2 separate regions of the Homo sapiens genome follow, and region 2 is linked to region 1. A link is an interaction called in ENCODE POLR2A ChIA-PET data of the cell type or tissue named here. Cell type or tissue: PC-9. All regions are shown on one strand. Each heading gives the region's core, and the rest is flanking DNA. Links, peaks and the distances in the headings are about the cores only. Region 1 overlaps ITGA2-AS1 (ITGA2 antisense RNA 1). Region 2 holds the start of LOC124900974 (a long non-coding RNA gene).

What was found. Peaks named below come from ENCODE experiments on the same cell type or tissue, not always from the same donor. Only the 100,000 strongest peaks of a DNase experiment are listed, where the experiment ranks them.
Region 2: POLR2A ChIA-PET joins it to region 1 with 12 read pairs; 4 of 35 experiments call an interaction of 5 or more read pairs at or near these places.

What each region holds. Positions count from the first base shown.
Region 1 is chr5:52,962,194-52,965,118 of GRCh38, forward strand. The region is part of intron 2 of ITGA2-AS1 (ITGA2 antisense RNA 1); the gene reads right to left. Among named protein-coding and RNA genes, the nearest start is that of ITGA2, 26 kb to the right of the region's middle. In PC-9, for the core only: a CTCF peak has its summit at 2,133; a DNase peak (open chromatin) is centred at 1,678; H3K27ac peaks cover 825 bases.
Region 2 is chr5:53,033,498-53,036,422 of GRCh38, forward strand. All of the region lies in intron 2 of ITGA2 (integrin subunit alpha 2), which reads left to right. It overlaps LOC124900974 (a long non-coding RNA gene), which reads right to left and starts at 2,271. Exons shown (of 2, transcript XR_007058767.1): 1 at 2,141-2,271. In PC-9, for the core only: a CTCF peak has its summit at 2,447; no DNase peak of the experiment used is centred there; H3K27ac peaks cover 1,475 bases.

The DNA.
Region 1 (2,925 bases), core at 326-2,825:
TGGTGAAGTCTCCCAATTTTCTATGGGGAGGGGAAGAAAGGTAAGAGACTAACATTTGTTGTCTGCCTCCCACATGCCAGGCATTGAGCTAGGCAATTTTCCAACATCAAGCCTTTTAATCCTATCAGCAACACTAAATGGTATTATTATTATTATTCCTATTATACAGATGATGTAATTGAGACCCAAAGGACCTAAGGAGCTACTTCAAGGCTATAAAGCTAGTAAGTAGTGATGTAGAAATAAAAACCAAGATCTATCTGAGTCCGAAGCTGCTTCCCCAAGGACAGGAACTTGAGAGGAAGTCACTGGAAGAGAAATGAAAACACAGAGGTAGAGGAGAACACACATCTATTTTGGTAGTACTTGGCACATAGTAACTTTCAGTAAATATTTGTTTATTGCTGAATGGATGCAAAAATTGATCAACTATATTAGTCAGAGATCTCCAGAGACATAGAGCTAATAGGAGATATATACATATATATGTGTATATAGGAGAGATATCTATCTTACACACACACACACACACACACACACACACACACACACACACACACACATATATATATATATATATATATATGGAGAGAGAGAGATTATAAGGAACTGCTTCACATGGCTATGGAGGCTGAGAAGTCCCATGGTCTACGGTCTGTAAACTAGAGACCCGGGAAAGCTGATGGTATAGTTCCAGTCCAAGTCTGAAGGTCCAAGACTAGGAGAACTGATGATGTAAGTGGTGGAAGAAAGCTGGTGGTGTAGTTCTAGTCCAAGTCCAAAGGCCTGAAAGTCAGAAGTGCCAGTGGTATAAGTCCCAGTCCAAGTGTAGGAGAAGACTGATATCCCAATTCAAACTGTCAGGCAGAGAGAGCAAATTCTCTCTTACCCTGCCTTTTGTTCCATTCAGGCCTCCAACAGATTGGATGAAGGCTAAAAACACTGGCCATCTGCTTTCCTCAGTCTACCAATTCAAATGCTAATCTCACTCAGAAACACCCTCACAAATATAACCAGAATAATGTTTAACCAAATATCTGGGCACCCTATGTCCCAGTCACATTGACACATAAAATTAATCATCACAAGTCCACCTCTGTCAACTTGTCACCCATACACATCTCCTTAAGCCATACTTAACCTCAAAATAAAGGCAATAACAAGGTCATAATTTCACCAAACATGATACAATTATCCTGCATACCACTAAAAATGCACTAACCCCTTCCCCAGAAAAGGAGGCAAAGTCTTTGAAATTCACTCTTCTCCTTGATGTCTAGTAACTGAAATACTATGATTGAAAATTAACAATACTTAACTATGATATAAAGTCAATACATCTGCAGTTACATGACAAAAGAATCAGAGAGAGTGAAAATCAAAGATATTTTCTTAATACGTACAAATATAATTATATTTAAAACATATTCACATTCTAAACAAAATAAGGAGGACTATTCATAACAATTACAGTCCTCTTTTTTTTGTAACTGGTCACTTGTAGCTGATACTTACAGCTACCTTCTTCCACTAGCCACTCTATGTTCCTTTTCCCTTCAGCAAGCTCCTTATTTGGTCATGGTTCTTCACCTGGTAGAATGACCCAAATCTTCATTCCTGAAGAGTCTGAGCCATTAGTAGTCCTTCCTGGATTGGGCTGTTGTAGCTTTCCATTGATTATAATCACAAGGTAAGGTAATACTCAGTGACACACTAAGGGATCTCTTGGAATTCAAGCATGTTCTTTCTTACCTCAATTGTGGAGTAGCAGTTGAATTTCTCTTCTGTAGCGAGGATCAGCCACCTCACCCAGTATAATATTATAACTCACTTCTTTGCCTATTGATTCAGAGTCATGAGAAGCTCAAAGGGGCCAGGTGGCAATCTTAATTTCCAGTTCAATGGAATCATTTTTGTGTCTCCTGGTGGGAGCATTCTTCCCTTAGGAACTGAGATCCCTAGGCCACCAGAGCATAAGGTTATGAGAACAGAAAGCAAAAATTTTGTTAGTGGGTCCCTGCGGGTAATAGTGAGTGGAGTCACTCCTATTTCCACCTTTGATTCCTGGACTCATGAATCCTAGTTATTGGAGAAACAGCACCATATACTGGACAGTGATTCAGAGTATATTCAGCCTTGTAGAGAATCTTGTCCATGCCCTCTGATGTACTGCCACCTAGCTGGTGCTATAGCTGAGTCTTCAGAAGGACATTCCACTGTTTCATCAGACCAGCTGCTTCAGTATGGTGGAGAACATGGTAAGACTAGTGAAGTCTATGAGCCTGGGCCCACTGCTGCACTTACTTTGCAGCAAAGTGAGTTTGTCAGTCAGAAGCAATGCCATGGGGAATACCATGATGGTGAATAACGTTTTATAGTTATATTTTTCCAGCTCACTTACATCTCTTTGGCAAGGAAATCATGAACATACAAAATGATCACTAATCATAGACTTGAACCCTTGGAGGCAGTTGAAAAATCACCCAGTACTGGAAACTTCTTTACAACATCCCAAACAGTGAAACCTGGTCTATGCTTGGGCACTTTCAACCGTAAGGTCCTCAGTATCCCAGCTGTAGCTTCTGTTCTGCTTTTGTGAAGCACTAGTTATTTGAAAGTATATCTTTCATTTCAAATTCTAATATTTGCTATGCATCAACAAAAGTCTCTGTATTTATGTAAGTGTTCTTTAACCTATTAAGTATAACTTAGGGCAATGAGTTCCATAAACTTACTACCTATCGTGCAAAGTAAGATTTTATTTAATTTTTCCATTTCCTTATTAATTTAAGATCTAAAATCGCCTCTCCAGTTAATGTCTCTCAATGTATTTACCCTCTACTAACTGTCAGAACTCTCAAACCAGTGTTTTCATTCATCCAAAACATAAAGAAGCAGTATTAGTAGACTGTAATATTAGGATAA
Region 2 (2,925 bases), core at 263-2,762, 71 kb after region 1:
ATAAAAGTCTCTTACCATTAGGTTGTCCTGGCAGTGCCATTTAACATGCCAACTTCATTTATTCACAGAGTTTGCTTATATCTTATTTAATTAAATTAATTAATTAATTAATTAATTTGAGACAGAGTCTCAGTCTGTCACCAAGGCTGGAATGCAGTGGCTCAATTTTGGCTCACTGCAACCTCTGCCTCCTGGGTTCAAGTGATTCTCATGCCTCAGCCTCCTGAATAGCTGGAATTATAGGCATGTGCCACCATACTAGGCTAATTTTTTTTTTTTTTTTTGAGACGGAGTCTCACTCTTTTGCCCAGGATGGAGTGCAGTAGGGCAATCTCGGCTCACTGCAAGCTCCGCCTCCTGGGTTCATGCCATTCTCCTCCCTCAGCCTCCCAAGTAGCTGAAACTACAAGCGCCCACCACCATGCCTGGCTAATTTTTTATATTTTTAGTAGACACGAGGTTTCACCGTGTTGGCCAGGCTGATCTCGAACTCCTGGCCTCAAGTGATCCCATCTCAGCCTCCCAAAGTGCTGGGATTACAGGCGTGAGCCACCGAGCCTGGCCCTCCTTTTATTTTAAATTCATAACATAAATATTCCTTTTCTTCTTCCATTCAATTTTATTTTTTACTCATAACTTAGTCCAGTGTTTGATTCTATAAAGACATTAGAAATCCAACTGTAATATATTCTTACACTTTTATTTTAACTTTAAATACTTACTGTTAAAAATTTTATAAATACTTATTATGCTATTGCTGTACAATTAAGCCATCCTCAGCACTATTAATACAGGTATCCAAAGTGGCATGTCTCATCTCAACAATGACAACCCCCCAAGAGGCGGAGGTTGCAGTGAGCCAAGATCACGTCACTGCACTCCAGCCGGGGCAACAGTGAGACTCCAACTCAAAAAAAAAAAAAATCTATAGTAGGAAGGACACTTTAAATATCTCCTGATTTGCTTCTTCGTTCCTTCACTCTGGATACAAGTTTGTGTGTGCACCTACAAACACATGAATACATACACACCCATTGTTTGTGACTTGCACGTGGGAGAGATATGTTGCTCCAGAATGTCTGCTGTGCTTTAATGATCTATAAAAATCCTCCATGCCTCACCAACAAGTCTTATAATTTTAAGCTTTCCTCTGTGGTAATGTGTGAATATCTGTTTCTGGAATAAAGTTCATTTACAAAGGTGACTGGGACTTACACACACACCTTCCTAGTATCTAGTTGTCTAAGACATTTACATCCATCTAACTCCATCTAAAGAAGGATCTGGGGAATGCTAAGTGGCACAAGTGGCAACTATTTATTAACTTGCTGTGCCCCATATGATGGGAAAGCAAACAGTGCTTCTCTAGAAGAGTTCTAAGGGAACTTAATATGGTAAAAAGAACCAGCAATTTTGAGCAAAAGGGCAGGGGTGCAGATATATAGGTTTTGCTTTCACTTAGACCCTTGAAGTCAGTTTCTTTAAATGAAAACATAAATAGTTATACACTTGACCTCACAGAGTGTTTATAAGGATCAAAGGAGATAATGCACATAAAAAATGCTTTATGAGCTATAAAGCAGTTTACAAATGTTGCTATTCCAGTTTTTATCATTGATGAAACAACCATCTGCCAAAGCACCTAGTTGAAAGGTACTAGCTCATGAGCTTTGATTTGCAAAATGTGATGGTCTTAAAATTATCCCCCTCTCTCCCTCCAATAGCCAAGAACAGGAATTTGTATCATCACAAGGCTTTAGGGTTAGTATTTTAGCTTTTGATTTTAAATTCAAGAAAACTGCATGTCGGATGAGAGGAAGTAACATAATTAGTTTTTATTGATTATATTTCTTCTAGTGCCAAAGCCAATTTCTGGAATTTTTATGAGACAGAACAGTAAGCTTAAGATGTTTTAGCAATAGTGAAGTCAGTGGACTCTTTATCGTGAAACGGAAAGATGCTGAGGATCTAGCCATCCCGCTAACTGAGGAGACAATGTGGAAGCCTAAGAAGTCTGAGGCAGCATAATGAGGCCTAAATACTAAAATTGCCTTTCAATATATGCCAAAGAATTTAACTATTAAATTTATGATAGCAGTATTTCCAAATAAAACCTAAAAAATGAAATGACTCTTTTTACCTGTCTTCCTTCTTCCCAGAGACGGGCAGCCTTCACGGGTGAATTCTTTCCATCACAAATTCATTTTATGTTTACCAGCAGAAAGCAGGTACCATTTAGAGCTCACCAAGCACCTTGTGTTGTCCGTGGCCTGGAACTAAACAATATAAGAAACAATATTTATATTTATATACTATAGACTTGGAAAATTTTTACGTGCATGTAGATACAATAAGTTTCTAATCCAAAGTAAAATATCCCCTTGGATGGCTCATAGACCTCTCAAACTTAAAATATCTCACAGTGAACTCTTGAGCTCCCCCTATCGCAAAATCTTGCTCTACTGACAGCATCCCCTTTAATCTGATGGTAGTGACTAGTTTCTTTTAGCTTCTCAGCCAAACACCTTTAGGCTGTCTTTGACTCGTATTCATTCATTCATTCATTCATTCATTCATTCATTGAAAGACCAACTCCTCAAGAAGTCCTGCTGCCCCTACCATCACACTCTATCTAAAACAAGACCACCTCTTACCACTTTCCCTTCTGCCAGCCCTGTATGAGCACTCCATCATCTGTTGCCTGGATGATTGCAGTTGTCTTCTAAGTACTTTACATGACTCACCTGTGCTTCAATACAATGATTCCCAACAGTGTGGCCTTCAAAATTCTTCTACAATATGTCAGATCACATCATGCTGTACTCAAAACCCTCCAATGGCATTCTCATTTCCCTCAGCTGGAAAGCTGAGGCCTTCTATTAATCATTACGTACAAGTCACTACATGATCTATCATTACCAGTAG